2 separate regions of the Homo sapiens genome follow, and region 2 is linked to region 1. A link is a loop called in an ENCODE intact Hi-C map of the cell type or tissue named here. Cell type or tissue: Calu3. All regions are shown on one strand.

Region 1 (8,000 bases):
GAGTTGATTAAATTATCCCATTAAAAAGCAGAGTAGCTTAATGAATAAAAAAAGCCAAGAGCCAACTATATGCTGCTTAAAAGAGATTCACTCCACCTGTGAGGACATACATGGACTAAAAGTGAGCGGATGGAAAAAAGATATTCCATGCAAATGGAAAGCAAAAGACAACAGACGTAACTCTACTTGGATAAAACAGACTTTCAGGGCCAGGTGCTGTGGCTCACACCTGGAACTCCCAGCACTCTGGGAGGCTGAGGCAGAAGGATGGCTTGAGCCCAATAGTTTGAGACCAGCCTGGGCAACATGGCCAGACCCCAGCTCTGCAAAAAAAAATTAAAAATCAGCTGGCCATGGTGGCATGCACCTGTGGTCCCAGCTACTCAGGAAACTGAAGTTGGAGGGTCACTTGAGCCCAGGAGTTTGAGACTACAGTGAGCCATGTTCATGGCACTACACTCCAGCCTGGCTGACAGAGCAAGACTGTCTTAAAAAAATAGACTTTAAGTAAAACACTAAAAAGTGATATAGAAGGTCACCATATAATGATAAGGGGGATCAGTTAAGCAAGAGGATTCAACTATTGTAAATGTATATGCACCCAACATTGGAGCACCTAAGTATATAAAGCAAATATTAACATACCTAAAGGAAGAGATAGACTACAATACAATAATAGTACGGGCCTTCAACAGCCCATTTTCAGTAATGGACAGATCACATAGACAGAAAATCAACAAACAAACATTGGATTTAAACTGCACACTAGACCAAATGGACCTAATTGATATTTACAGAACATTCCATCCAAAAGCTACAGAATACACATTATTCTCAACTTTACATGGAACATTCTGCAGGGTAGATTATATACTAGGCTACAAACAAGTATTAATGAATTGAAGAAGATCAAAATCATATCAAGTATCTTTTCTGATCACAATGATATAAAACTAGAAATCAATAACAGGAGAAACCACAGAAACTTTACAAATACAAGGAAATTAAACATGCTCCTAAACAACCAAGGGGTCACTGAACAAATTAAGAAGGAAATTACAAAAATTTCTTTTGGCAAATGAAAAGGAAATGCAACATACCAAAAGATATGGGATACAGAAAATGCTATTCTAAGAGAGATGTTTATAGCAATGAATGCATATATCAAAAAGTATAAAGGTCTAAAATAAACAACATAATGTTACACCTAAAGTAACTAGAAAAACAAGAACAAACTAAACCCAAAATTAGTAAAAGGAAGAAACAATAAACATCAGAGTGGAAATAAATAAAACAGAGACTAAAAAAGCAATACAAATGATTAACAAAATGAGAAGTTGGTTTTTTTGAAAAGATAAACAAAAATCAACAAAGATTTGGCTAGACAAAGAAAAAAAGAAAGAATACCCAAATAAATAAAATGAGAGATGAAAAGGAGATATATAGCCTGGGTAACATAGTAAGACCTCATTTCTATAAATAATTAAAAAAACATTTAGCCGGACATGGTGGCACGCACCTGTGGTACCAGCTACTCAGGAGGCTGAGGTGGGAGGATCACTTGAGACTGGGCAGTGAAGGCTGCAGTGAGCCATGATGATGCCACTGCACTCCAGCCTGGGCAACAGAGCGAGACCTCACTTCAAAATCAAAAAAAGAAGATGAGATATAACTGATACCACAGAAATTAAAAGAATTGTTAGAAACTGTTATGAACAATTATATGCCAACAAGTAGGAAACCCTAGAAGAAACGGATAAATTTGTGAACACATACAATCTACCAAGATTGAAGTATGAAGAAACAGAAAATCTGAATAGATCAATAACAAAGGAGATTGAATCAGTAATAAAAAGTCTCCCATCAAAGGGAAGCCCAGGACCAGATGGTTTCACTGCTGAATTGTACCAAATATTTAGAGAACTAATACTAATTCTTTTCAAACTATTCCAAAAAATAAAAAAAATAAAAAAAAAAAAGGAAAAGGGGAGAGTTCTTCCGAACTCATTTTATGAGGCCAGCATTACCCTGATACCAAAACCAAACAAGGACACAACAAAAAAAGAAAACTAGAAGCCAGTGAGAATGCTCATCCTGTAATGATTATAAAACCCCCAATTTAGTCTCCTTTCCCTGGGCTCTCAAGCCTTTTTGGGAGCAAGCTGGGAACCTTCTTTGCTCTTCCTAGAAAGCCTTATTATGTGAGTAATAAATATTCCACACCTTCTTGGTATGTGTATGTCACCATCTATCTCAACATCCAAACCAAATTTAGGGGAAGAAAGTCCATCCTGCCTCTTCATGGTGACTACAACATGGAAAAGGAGGGAGAACAGATTATTTTTGTGTAAGCTTGTGGGGTTTAGGAGAGAGGAGTTCAATTTGGACATATTGAGTTTGTACTAATACAAAGTACCTAGCAGGATGCCTGACACATAGCAAACAAAAATGTTAGTTTCTTTCTCCTATAAACCTCTATATTCTTACTTTTCTTGAGTTAAAAACTTATCTGTACATTTGACCAAATAATGGAGGCTTAAAAATAACCTAATGACAGTAATATTTATCAGTTATTGATCACCCACCATGTGCCAGGCATTGTATTAGAGACTTCATGGATATTATATCTTAATCTTTACAATAACTCTATGAGGTATATATAATCCAAATTCTATAAATGAGGACAACTGAGGGTTTGAAGTCACATGATGGATAGGTTGTTAAACTATATTCAATTCCAGATCAGCGAAACTCCAAAAGCTGTGCTCTATTTATTATGCTATAATTCCTCTGATTATGAACATTAAACTAGATTGATAATATCCACCACTTACTTCATAGTATACAGCATATAGAGGATATCAGCTTGTTCCTGTAAGCTTGAGGTCTCCTTCAACTGTAAAACCAGTGCTTTAAAGTCCACCTCCCCAGACTGGTCTCTAGGAAGATGTATTTCTACACGAACAGAGGGAACCTTTAGTTTGAGAAATGATGACAAGAAATTAAGTTCACAAGTGCTCAACTTAAATAATGTCCTAGAATGAGTCATATTTTCACCTCTAAACCTTTTCCAAGGAATTCTTTAAATACTAATGAAAGGCAAAGCAAAAGTAATGAAACCTTCCAGATGTATAATACAGCAATCTAGTTTTCCCAAAGTCTGACCAGACAAACTTGCCCAATGTAAAAGTGAACTGAAAAGAACATGTATCTTCACCAGAATAGCATTTTGCGTACCACTAGTTAGTAACAAGAACCATAATGACTAGTCCTATTATTTCCCATAAAGATGGCAGTTTTTCAAAAAGCTAATAGAAATACCTCCTGCACAAATTTACCTGGTTCTCCTGTCGGGGATGAGGTGAATCAAGTAAGTTGAATGAAGGCCGGGAAGCCTGAAATAACTTCGTAGGAAGATACATGTGAACATCTGCAAAAATATGACATTTATGGGAAATATTAGGTAATTAGGAGACTAATAGAAATGCACAGTTGACTTCAACAATTAAGTCACATGTGAGTCAGTTCTTCATAGAACAAGAATGACAAATTTCTCCTTTCTTGGTAATATCAAAGAAAATAAATATGAATATAAGATAATTTAAATAATGTGCAATTAATAAGTATATTTTGAATTGAATTTCTAGAATTATAGCACTAGCTGGACATGTAAGATATTAAATTTACTAATGTGATTAATCCACGATGGTGCGTTCACTGATACTTTGATGGAATACGACATATAATAGAAAGAACTCAGTTGCATTTTCTATTTTCCGAACTTTTCTAGGTGAATATCTGGCTGCTAGTGGTTAAATTTCCCTAAGAATAAGTGAATGGATGATCCTATCTAGGGAATAAGAAAAATGTAGTTGCTGACCAACTTTGAGATATTCCTAAGATTTTTTACTTACAGTTCATTGTTGAAATACTTACCATCACTTCTAAGGAAAGATTTGTAATTTTCACCACTTTACAGATACAGAAAGAGAGATACAGAGCTCAAATAACTGTTCAAGCAAGTAAGTAGCAGAGCTGGGAATTAAGCCCAAGTTTTCTGGTTCACAATTGAGAAGTATAACAATAAATTTCATCTCTTCATATAAGCCCTTTCTCGAGGAAGCATACTCAGAGGGTATGCTGAGCTTTTCCCTATTATAAATGTTAAATGATTCCCAATGTTCATGTTTAATGTATTTGGTTAGTAATGGTCAATAAAGTTTTAGACAGCAAGAGCATGCATCTCAGTCATTCTCCTCATCTGTAAAATGTTAACATTCAGGTCTTCTAGGTGTGGCCAAGGAGCCCTTCTCTCCTTTCATATCCAGCTACTATAAAGACATTGAACACTCTTAGGAACTATGACTACTCCTGGCAATGTGTGGCAGAAGACACCCTCCACTGTGAATACAACTGAAGGAGGGTAGTGGCCATGGGGAGAAGAATGGCAAAGTTGTAAAGAATGAGTATTATATTTGACAAAACAGCTCTACATTGCTGGAACAACAAGAAAATTCCATAGAAGTAATTTTCCCAAAGGAAAAACCCTTTCTACCATTTCAAACTTTAATGTTATAGTTGAATATGCTCCATGTCTCTTGTTCTGCCTCTTCTTACCATGTTACCAGTTAAACCAGACTACATAGCACTACCTGCAGCATAACTATACACAATTCACTCATTTTACAAATATTTGAGTGTCTAATATGTTCTAGGTGCTGTCTGAGATGCGGGGGATAAAGCAGTGAAGAAAACTAAAGTTCCTGCTTACATTGTAATCAATGCCCGCCCCTATCCTGGGCTTCACGTCATCCTGTGCCTGACTCTGGTGAGTCACGGCATTACTCACTCTGTACATGCAGTTCCTTGGCCTTGGTCACCAAGGACATTAAGTCGCAGGTTGTTTGCACAGCAGCTTGGAACCGATCTAGCCCTCCCTTCTGTGAGGTAGGGGCTAGTTTAGGATGGGGAGCAGTGTGCGCCAAAAGGTGATCTAAATAACGAGCAACTTCATCACCACAGCGAGCTGCAAGGTTAGTGGGGGGAGGGGGAAGAGAAAAGAATGAAAATATTTTAGTTACTTTACAATCTACCCCAGCAAAGAGAATGATTGGCTCCTGTGCTCACAACACAGCACCAGAAGTAGGTTGTTTTTAGCTCATGGAGGAAAAGCTTGTGATCATGATATAACCTCATCACTTTAAGATCCAGTGACCATGGCCATTTACTAGGATCCACCTCCTCTTCAACTTGCTGAGACAAGGTCAGGGTTCTTGAAAGCAGTATGAGCTTGTTTTACATTGGAGCAAGCATTTAGCAATCTGTGTATTTGTGTGTGTGCATGTGATAGTAATGGTGGCAGGGATGGAGGAGGAACAGAACAGGGAGCTTCAGGTCACACTAATGTGAGGGGACTTTGGTGAGGAAGGGCCAGGAAAGGGCAAAAATCTTCTTAGTCACCTCGTTTGTTTACTCAGCAAATATTTGTTGGCTGCTATGTACCAGGCAGTGTACTAGGTGCTGACATTTCAGTGGTGAAGAGGATGGATATGGTCCCTATCTTCTTGGGCTCCCCTTCTCCCATATACCTTCTATAACATTATCTCTGAGTATGGGTAATGGAAAGAAAAACATACATATATCCTGTGGAAGCTTAATATTTCAGACTTTACATGAATATTCACAAGGTTTATAGTTAGAAAAACACACTATTCAGATCGATACCAAAGTCTGCTGTATCAGTCATGAGTCTTCTGGTTTTTGATGATATTTACTGATCTCTCCAGATGTCTTTCTGTGCTCTGATGTGACTAATGCGAACTAGTAGAGCTGTAAGAATGGAGCTCATATTCAGTGACATCCTAATGACAAAGATTGTAACCTTGAATACAATCTAGAGACTTGAGTGGAGGATTATGAAGAATATGGAGAGAAGCTCTTTACCCACAGAAGGGCTGGCAAGCAATAAATACATTCATTTTGAGAACACTGATGAGTAAACCCGGAACTAGGAAAGTGACTCAGAATGCCATAATGTCAAATTCAGTAACACGTATCATTAGAAATATATATTTTAGTAATCCAATGGAATGAGTACTACAGATAAAAATCACAACTACCCATAGAAGAGCAAACAATCTCAATATATGATCTTCTCATTTAATTTTCAAAGTATTTTATGCCAAGACATCATGACTTTTGTTATTACTGATAACAGTAAATAGCCTTGTATTTAATGTACTTTTCCAACAAAGAAATTCAACTGTTTTAGATCTTACAAAAACAAACACAGAATGAATGAAGTGGTGCTTAGTGAGTAAATGTCGGGCCCAAAAAAGAAAATAGTCCTTCTGACTGCTAATGTGTTGTCCTATTGTATGAGATTGTGCTGGCTGACCTCACTGAGGGCAGCAAATTTATTTTTTTCTTTTCTCCAACATACCACTCTTAAGATAAAGAAATTGGCTGCCTTAAGATACAGGCTAACAGTCAAATACCCAGACAATGAAAGCAGGCAAATCATATTTTAGAGGGCTAGACAAATAATTCTTTCTTATTGGCCCTTCTCTGTATGAAATTCAAGCAACATAATGCCTGCTCTGCCTAAGTCAGTATTTTAACACTGTAGGGTAGTGTTGCTCAGTCACTTTCAATGCATGCCCCTGCAATGCTTTCTCACTATATCACCTTTGTATTGCTAGAAGCCAATTAGAGTTTGACTTAGTTGTATTTGCCTAGTTTGTACTATGAAAATAACAGACATACTGAATAGGCTTTTTCAAACTACACAGACCTCCCCAGAGATTCCGATATGCTCCTCTAATATTATATGAAAAGGACTCTAATTAAATTTCATATTTTTATGCTTTTTAATGTCAAAAAGCAGTACTGTATATGTATTATTTTCCTACTTCATACTTGATTAATCATCTCTCACTCACCACTGCTTCTTCCCATGTCAAAATCACCAGCCACTTCAAATGCCTGGGAGAGGAATCTTCCCCAATCTTAGTAAGGGACTGTCCAACTCCATACTCCACAATTACCGCAGGAATATTAGACCAGAAACCAAAGGTAAGTAGAGGGAGGAAAAGTAAAGCCAAACAAAAGTAGAGATCTAGAGTGAGGATAGAACACTGTGAGACTGCTGGCAGCATAAATTATTAAGGATGGTGCTAAACAATATTTTGTAGTTTTGTCCAGCCAGGCCAGTGCTTTATGAAGCCTCCTTACCATGACTGGTTGAATCATAATCATTCATCCAGTTGCCAGATTCCAGGTAATCATAGTTGTCATCATAATCTTCACTGTACAGCTTACCCTCAGGTCCAGGGTCCATGAAGCTCAAGTGTGTGCAACAAGATGTTGTCAAAAACTCTGACAATTTACCTGTTTGAACCCTAAAAATTAGAGGAGGATAGAAAACAGAAAATCAGGGGTGATCCTTTTTAAACAACACAATCTTAGTGATAAAAGGACACCTAACATGTTTTGTTGGGGGATTACTAATGTGCATACATTAATATAAATTTTATAAAAATAAAATTTTACAGCACTCCTAGGCATGGTGTACATCTTAAATGGTTAGGGGACTGTATTAATAAAGGTTACAATTATGGATTAACAATCCACCAGCAGACCAGTTTTGCTCTCTTCTACTGCCATATATTACGTTGCTAACTATGCCAAACATCTGGTAAAAATTTGCATTGGCTACTGGAGAAGCCTGGAGAGAATGAAGATAAATCATCACAAACCCATCACTTCATTAAAAAAATACCCAAAGGTCATTTGAACATAAAGGATGGTACTTGACAATTCTGTAAATTATAGTAGACTGTAAGCCATATCGTCTCCTACTTATGAAGACAATTACAAAACCCAAAAGCAAAGTCAGCATTACCAAATTTCTAAAGAGGCCAACTTGAAGGGGCTATCAATGGCCACACCTTGGATAATTAAAATATTGAAATAATAACAGAAATGGATCATGGCATATT
Region 2 (8,000 bases), 66 kb after region 1:
CGCCCCGTCCGGGAGGGAGGTGGGGGGGTCGGCCCCCCGCCCGGCCAGCCGCCCCGTCCGGGAGGGAGGTGGGGGGGGTCGGCCCCCCGCCCGGCCAGCCGCCCCGTCCGGGAGGTGAGGGGCGCCTCTGCCCGGCCGCCCCTACTGGGAAGTGAGGAGCCCCTCTGCCCGGCCAGCCGCCCCGTCCGGGAGGGAGGTGGGGGGGTCAGCCGCCCCGTCCGGGAGGGAGGTTGGGGGGTCAGCCCCCCGCCCGGCCAGCCGCCCCGTCCGGGAGGGAGGTGGGGGGGGTCAGCCCCCCTGCCCAGCCAGCCGCCCCGTCCGGGAGGGAGGTGGGGGGGTCAGCCCCCTGCCCGGCCAGCCGCCCCGTCCGGGAGGTGAGGGGCGCCTCTGCCCGGCCACCACCCCGTCTGGGAGGTGTGCCCAACAGCTCATTGAGAACGGGCCAGGATGACAATGGCGGCTTTGTGGAATAGAAAGGCGGGAAAGGTGGGGAAAAGATTGAGAAATCGGATGGTTGCCGTGTCTGTGTGGAGAGAAGTAGACATGGGAGACTTTTCATTTTGTTCTGCACTAAGAAAAATTCCTCTGCCTTGGGATCCTGTTGATCTGTGACCTTACCCCCAACCCTGTGCTCTCTGAAACATGTGCTGTGTCCACTCAGGGTTAAATGGATTAAGGGCGGTGCAAGATGTGCTTTGTTAAACAGATGCTTGAAGGCAGCATGCTCGTTAAGAGTCATCACCAATCCCTAATCTCAAGTAATCAGGGACACAAACACTGCGGAAGGCCGCAGGGTCCTCTGCCTAGGAAAACCAGAGACCTTTGTTCACTTGTTTATCTGCTGACCTTCCCTCCACTATTGTCCCATGACCCTGCCAAATCCCCCTCTGTGAGAAACACCCAAGAATTATCAATAAAAAAATAAATTAAAAAAAAAAAAAAAAAAAAAAAAGAAAGTTTTTCAGGCAGAAGGAAATAATGCCAGTTGGAAATCTGAATCTACATGAAGAAAAGAAGTACACCAGAAATGGTAAATGAATTTCTAATTTTTATTTAAATATACTTAAAAGATAACTGTCCAATTAACAGAAATAAAAAATAATGTGTTGGTCACAAAGGAGGAGGGTGGTTAGTAAGAAGTGGAAAACAGGCCAGGTGTGGTGGCTCATGCCTGTAATCCTAGCACTTTGAGAGGCCTAGGAGGGTGAATTGCTTGAGTCAAGGAGTTTGAGACCTGCCTGGGCAACATAGCGAAACCTCGTCTCTATAAAAAATACAAAAATTAGCTGGATGTGGTGGCGTATACCTTTAGTCACAACTACTCAGGAGGCTGAGGTGGGAGGATCACCTGAGCCTGGGAGTTTGAGGCTGCAGTGAGCCTCGATCATGCCACTGCACTTCAGCCTGGGCAACAGACAAAAACAGAAACAGAAATGGAAACACAGATTCAACAAATAATAACAACTTTTGTATTTTTATGGAGGTATAAATGATATACAAAGAACTGCACATATTTAAAGTGTACAACTTGATTAATTTTGATATGTTTTCATGCGTGAAACTATCATCATAATAATGAATATTTGTAAAATTTCCAAAAGTCTCCTCATACTCTTCTGTAATTTATCTCTCCCTCTGCTCCTCTCCTGAGGCAATCATGGATCTGCTTTCTGTCACTATAGATTTCTAGAATTTTATGTGAGTAGAATCATACAGTCTGTACATTTTTTGTCTAACTTCTTTCACTAAGCATAATGCCTTTGAGATTCACCCACTGATGCATGAATCAACAGTTCATTCCTTTTTATTGATGAGTAGTATTCTATTTTATGGATATACCACAGTTTGTTTATCCATTTACTTGTTGATAGATATTTGGGTTATTTCCAGTTTTGGAGATTATGAATAAAGCTTCAATGAACAACAAAGAAAAGTTGTCTATGTTAGACTGAAGAAGAAAAAAATCGCATTCCTGTATAGTGTCTAACTTAACATTTTATACAGAGAAGATGTTAAATATATTATGATTTAACAGAAACCTACCTCATATGGTAGTTGTAAGGAAAAATAACTTATTTGCATTGTAAGCACTGAATCAACACCTACAGATAATATTACAAACATGACTAAATTTTATTTCTAAGTAGCTAACTGACCCACAATACAACCTAGCTATCTTGCTCTTAAGAACTTAAATCATTAAAATAAGACCACAATTTAGCCCAGATTGCCAAATACATACCATGAGATATCACAGAGTTTGAAAGGAATGAAAGTATAGCATCCTGACCCTCTTGTCTCTGTAACCCCCTTGAAGAGAAGACACAGGATGACAGGTCTTAATAAAGAAAGAGGCTAAAGACAATTTCTGCCAGAAGCCTTTTAGGTTGGTTCACTATGAGCAGTAGCATTAAGAAAACAACTGAGTTGCCCAGTATTTAGAAAACAAAAACATCATATGTCTAAAATCCATTCTAAAATCAGTACTTACAGCAGTTTTATATGCAGCTTCAATGTAAAACACAAGGTTCTGTATGAAATTGACTTCATCTAGGCTGTGGATGATATGGAGTCCTGAGGAAAGAGGGAATAAAGATACAGAACTGGTCAATTATCACTATAAGCTTTATAGGCAGCCATAGTGACTAACTGATCTCACTAATCCCAAGCAATCCTACTCCTGCCTAGGAACAATGGAAGGCACTTTGATCTTAAACTATAAAAACAAGACCACAAACAAGTCCTAGGCTAGTCTCCAACTAAGCGAGATATAAGCATATTTCAACATGGAAGAATTTTAACTGTTATTTACAGATTTTACCAAAAAGTAAAATCTGATTCTATAGGTAACTAATTTATAATATGCTTAAATGTACAAACCTAAGCACTTGGGGAATAAAAGACAAATATTTCAAAACTGAGCTGGAAGGGGTCTAAATACTAAGCAAGAAATAGATAAAATTATGATTTTAAAAAGGACTTAAATTGCATTTTTAAGTAAAAATGATAATTATTCTAAATGTAAGCCATACAAAGATATTATAACTTACACACAGAATGTTTTACATGAATTATCCATTTAATTTTTCAACAACCACCCTAAGAGGTAAGCACCTCTATTTTCTCCATGAGGCTTAAAGGAGTTAAAAATTTTCCTAAGGTCATGTAACTAACAAATAGTGGAACCGGGACTCAATTGACTGTTGATTTCAGTTTCATTTCAGAGAATGCTGAATGCAGTTTCATTAGGAGGTAAGATGCTATACTGCCTCCTAATATGTATAATATGATCCATTTTTGCTTAAAAACTCCTCTCTTTATATCTCCCCCCTCAAACATACAGAACTACACAAATATATAACCAGGAGGATGTTAGTTAATAGCAGTTATCTTTGGTGGTGAGATTCAAGGTAGTTTTATTTTATCTTTTCTGGACATTTTTGCAATTTTACAGTATTCTACAAGAAACAGGTGCTACTTTTGTAATTTTTTGTAATTTAAAGTTATATTAAAAAGCAAAATCATAATAAATCAGAAAACTGCAGGATATATTTCATAAAATTTTATACAAAATTACTTAATCCTGAGCACTAAAAGTTTTTATACACCTAAAATTTACTAAGCAGTTAACTTTTAATATACCTCTTTTATAACAATAAATATTACTGTTTACATATGAAAGACTTGGTTTGGACTATTTGATTCTAAACTAAGAAATCATTTCAGAATTTAAAAATCAGGAAGCTAATTTTTCCTTTCTGGTCTATAACAAACAGGAGGAAAAAGTGAACATCAGGTTAGCTATAGAGACTAAACTTTTAAGCTTCTCATATTTACTTGGTGGAGGCTATTCTATTTAAACAAAACATTTTTTGTTCGCATTTGTCACAAAAACAGATGTGTTGGTTTAATGGAAATGAGTACATGTGCCAGCTATGTAGTTGTGTTAGCCAGAAAAAGCCAAGAAATTCTAGTTTGCTGAACAGTGGGCATATCTAGAGCAATTAGATCTAGATGAAAAAAACTTCCTTAAAAGGACTTGAGAATGGAAAAAGTCCTCTCACATTCTTAGAAGCATGATGTAAAATGATTGTCAAATGTTTCTTAATGTCAGCTTTCAAATGAACTCCACTGTGAATATCCTGAACACCCATTCCAGTTCAGAAAGAATTCTAAGACCTAACACGCCCTTCGTAAGTCAGCACTTAGTAATACTCTTTCATGAAAAAAATCAAACTGTGCCGAAGGATAACCAGTGAGTCTTCCTCCTACCCAGAACCACATCACCTTCACCACTGCCAAATCTCTCTGGAGAAACCTGTTTTACCAGTTTCTTCTGTATCCTTTCAGAGATATATTATGCATGTACAAACATTACACAAAGGGTAGTACTGTATATTATACTGCATTTTGCTTTTTCATATATAAGTAACTTGGAGATAATTTCAAATACATCTGTCTCATTTTTTTAATAGCTACAGAACATTTCACTGAACGGTTACTCATGTAACCAGTTCCCTACGGAAGGACATTTCGGTTGTATCAAATCTTTCCTCACTACAATGTTGCAATGAGTATTTGTGGAAATATATCTTTATGCACATGTGCCAGTATATCAGGGCAGATTCTTGGAATTGCTGACCCAAAGATGTATGCATATTATTTTCCAATGTTTTATTATGAACACTTTCAAACAAACAGAAAAATATGGAACAATTTTACAGAGGACCCCTGTATACTCACCATCTGAACTCCACCATTAACATTTTAGTATACTTTGTTCATCATATATCTATCCATCTTCCTTTTTGATACATTTCAGAGTAAGCTGCAGATATCCGTACACTTCCCTCTAAATACTTCATCATGTATATTAAATTTTGATAATCATCTCCAAGTTATTCTTCAAAGAAATTCTACAGTTTATATACCAACACTGACTGCCTGTTTCCCTACATCTTTGCAAACACAGGCTTTAAAAAAAATTTTTAATCTTTGTCTCACTTTAGTGGATAAGAAATAGAAGCCCCTTGTAGTTTAATTTCCAGTTTTTTATTATGAGTAAGGTTGTAAATCTTTTGATATATTTATAAGCTATCTGTGTTTCATATTTCTTTTCCTATGAACTGTTTGGTCATGTCCTTCAGATTTTTACTGAATTGCTGGTCTTCCTGGTACATACATATACCAGTCTTTGCATATGTATGGTCTTAGTATATATATATAAAATGGCATATGTATGGTCTTGGTATATACATATATATACATGCACCATCTGTATAATATTAAGCCTCATTCTCTGTCATTTTTAAAAACTTTATTGAGATACATAAAAAGTATGCATTGTAAGTATATATTGCCAGAAAGACTGGCAATTCAATAGAAATCAGAGGCTGAGAGAAGGCAGAAGTATGAAACTGGCCTTATTCATCTCTTAGATTTGTATCACAGCCATACCATACAAATGCCACATATTTCTACCACTTATGTCCTTTTGCTCATAATCTCCATTCATATGGCCTTCCCTTCCTTCCCATATCTTGAAATCTCACTGTTCTTTCAAGTTCCAGCTCAAATGCTATCTCCTCTGTGATGCTGTCATTGCTTCCCCTTTTCTGTGGTTCACACAAACATACTGTGTGTGTGTGTTTGTGTGTGTGTATTTGCTCAGCATTAAACTTTAAAAAAAACTTCTTTCTCTATTATTGATATTTTAACAAATATTAAGGAAATTAGTCCGTTGCACATCATATGTGTTGCAAGTATTTTTGCTAGTTTGTTGGAATTTGGACTTGTTTATAGTATTTTTTTATTATCAGAAACTTTTTTTTTTTTTTTGAGACAGAGTCTCGCTCTGTTGCCCAGGCTGGAGTGCTGTGGCATGATCCTGGCTTACTGCAACCTCTGCCTCCTAGGTTCATGTGATTCTCCTGTCTCAGCCTCCTGAGTAGCTGGGATTACAGGCACCCACCACCATGCCCGGCTAATTTTTTTGTATGTTTAGTAAAGAAGGGGTTTCACCATGTTGGCCAGGCTGGTCTTGAACTCCTGACCTTGTGATCCGCCCGCCTAAGCCTCCCAAAGTGCTGGGATTACAGGTTTGAGCCACTGCGCCTGGCCACATCTAAATCTTTGATCTATTAACATATATTTTAAATCATGGAACTGTGTAACTTTATAATTAAAAAGAACTATATGATTGGTATTATCAGATTGCAAACTCCTCCTGATCCATGGCTCTGTCAAAATAGCATCCATAGCACAGGGAAGCTGCAGAAGCAAAGTGGCAAAGTGTGTTTTTTCTTGCAATCGTAATGACACTAACTTCTTGGAAAGACGCCGGTAAAGAGAAGAGATGATAGTGACATGGGACATCAGCTTCATAGCTTTATCTTGTCATCTTTGTGTGACAATGCGATTGAGCAGAGACAGAGAAGGCAAAAGTATGAAACTGGTATTATTCATCTGTTAGACTTGCATCACAGCTATATCATACAAATGCCAGACATTTCTACCATTTATGTCCTTTTGCTTGTTATATTCTCCATTTAAATGGCCTTCTTCTCTCCAGATCTTGAAATCCTACTGTTCTTTCAAGGCTCAGCTCAAATGCTATGTCCTCTGTGATGCTATCATTGATTCTCCTATTTTGTGATTCACAGAATTTTGTTTTTCTTACTTTTATGAACTTATTTTTTTACTCTGTATTATAGACAAATGTGTACTTGAATTTTAAGGAAAGAACTACATCTTATTTATATCTGCATCTTCTAAAATTATCTCACATAGCCACTAAAAGTATCTCACGTAGTATTCTGAACGGTATTAAATAGCATTGAACAGTAGATGTTTGAAAATTTATTAAGTGATTTTAAACACCTCTGTTAACCACAGGAAAGGGATCAGCCTCTTGAGGAAAGGTCATAAATGGAGGACCTCTGGATCCTGTGCCTCCTGTAGAGCCCAGACACTGCTTGTCGAACAAAGAATGCAGAGGTGAGTACACATAAAATGAGATAGGGCTGGATTAGACCAAAGGTGACTATATAAAGAATACTAAGGCATACAGGGCTCCAGAAATGGAGCTAAATCAGTGGTCTATTGCACTTATATTCTGCACTCATCTGTATAACATTAAGCCTCTTTCTCTCATTTTTAGAAACAACCTTATTGAGATATGTAAAAAGCATGCATAAGAAGTATATATTCAACGGTTTTTAGTGTATGCACAGTTATGCGACCATCACCACAATCAATTTTAGAACACTGTCATCACTCCAAAAGAAACCTTGTGCCCCTTAGCAGTCACTCCCCACTTCCCTTCTACAGTTGCCCCCCAGCCTAAGTAATCACTAATCTACTTCTTGTCTCTATGATTTGCCTTAGTTGACATTCATATAAATGGAATCATACAATATGTGGCCTTTTATGTCTGGGTTCTTTCACTTAGCATAATATTTTCAAGGTTTGTCAGTGTTGTGGCATGTACCTGTAATTCATTTTTTATTGCCCAAAATATTCCATCTTGAGAGGTAGCAGTAACATGAAAAAAAATTTAAAAATTCCATTGTGCAGATGTATCATATTTTATTTATCCAATTATCAGTTGATAAACATTTGGGTTATTTTCATTTATGGCTATCATAAGTAATGCTGCTATAAACATTAATGTATAAGCTTTTGAGTGAACATATGTTTTCATTTCTCTTGGGTATATATATACTTAGGAGTGAAACTGCTAGATCATATGGTATCTCTTTTTTAAGCCTTTTAAGGAACTACCAGACTCTTTTCCAAGGCAGCCGCACCATTTTACATTTCCACCAGCAGTGTATGAGGGTTCCAATTTCTCCACATCCTCAGCAACACTTATTATCTGTCTTTTTGATTACAGTCATCCTGATGGGTGTGAAGTGGTATCTCATTGTGGTTTGGACCTATATTTCTTTCAAAATTAATGATGTTCACTATCCTTTCATGTACTTATTGGTTATCTGAAC

What was found. Hi-C counts contacts between places; a loop is a spot of excess contacts. Peaks named below come from ENCODE experiments on the same cell type or tissue, not always from the same donor. Only the 100,000 strongest peaks of a DNase experiment are listed, where the experiment ranks them.
Region 2: it touches region 1 in a loop (10-fold over the local background); 3 of 110 quality-filtered maps call a loop at or near these places.

Annotation. Positions count from the first base shown.
Region 1 is chrX:72,615,876-72,623,875 of GRCh38, forward strand. It overlaps PHKA1 (phosphorylase kinase regulatory subunit alpha 1), which reads right to left. Exons shown (of 32, transcript NM_002637.4): 18 at 7,234-7,400; 19 at 4,850-5,026; 20 at 3,339-3,430; 21 at 2,835-2,974. Among named protein-coding and RNA genes, the nearest start is that of HDAC8, 47 kb to the left of the region's middle. In Calu3, no CTCF peak of the experiment used is centred here; a DNase peak (open chromatin) is centred at 4,836.
Region 2 is chrX:72,682,007-72,690,006 of GRCh38, forward strand. It overlaps PHKA1 (phosphorylase kinase regulatory subunit alpha 1), which reads right to left. Exons shown (of 32, transcript NM_002637.4): 5 at 2,492-2,574. PHKA1-AS1 (PHKA1 antisense RNA 1) reads left to right here and starts at 6,943. Exons shown (of 5, transcript NR_110391.1): 1 at 6,943-6,996. In Calu3, no CTCF peak of the experiment used is centred here; a DNase peak (open chromatin) is centred at 4,275.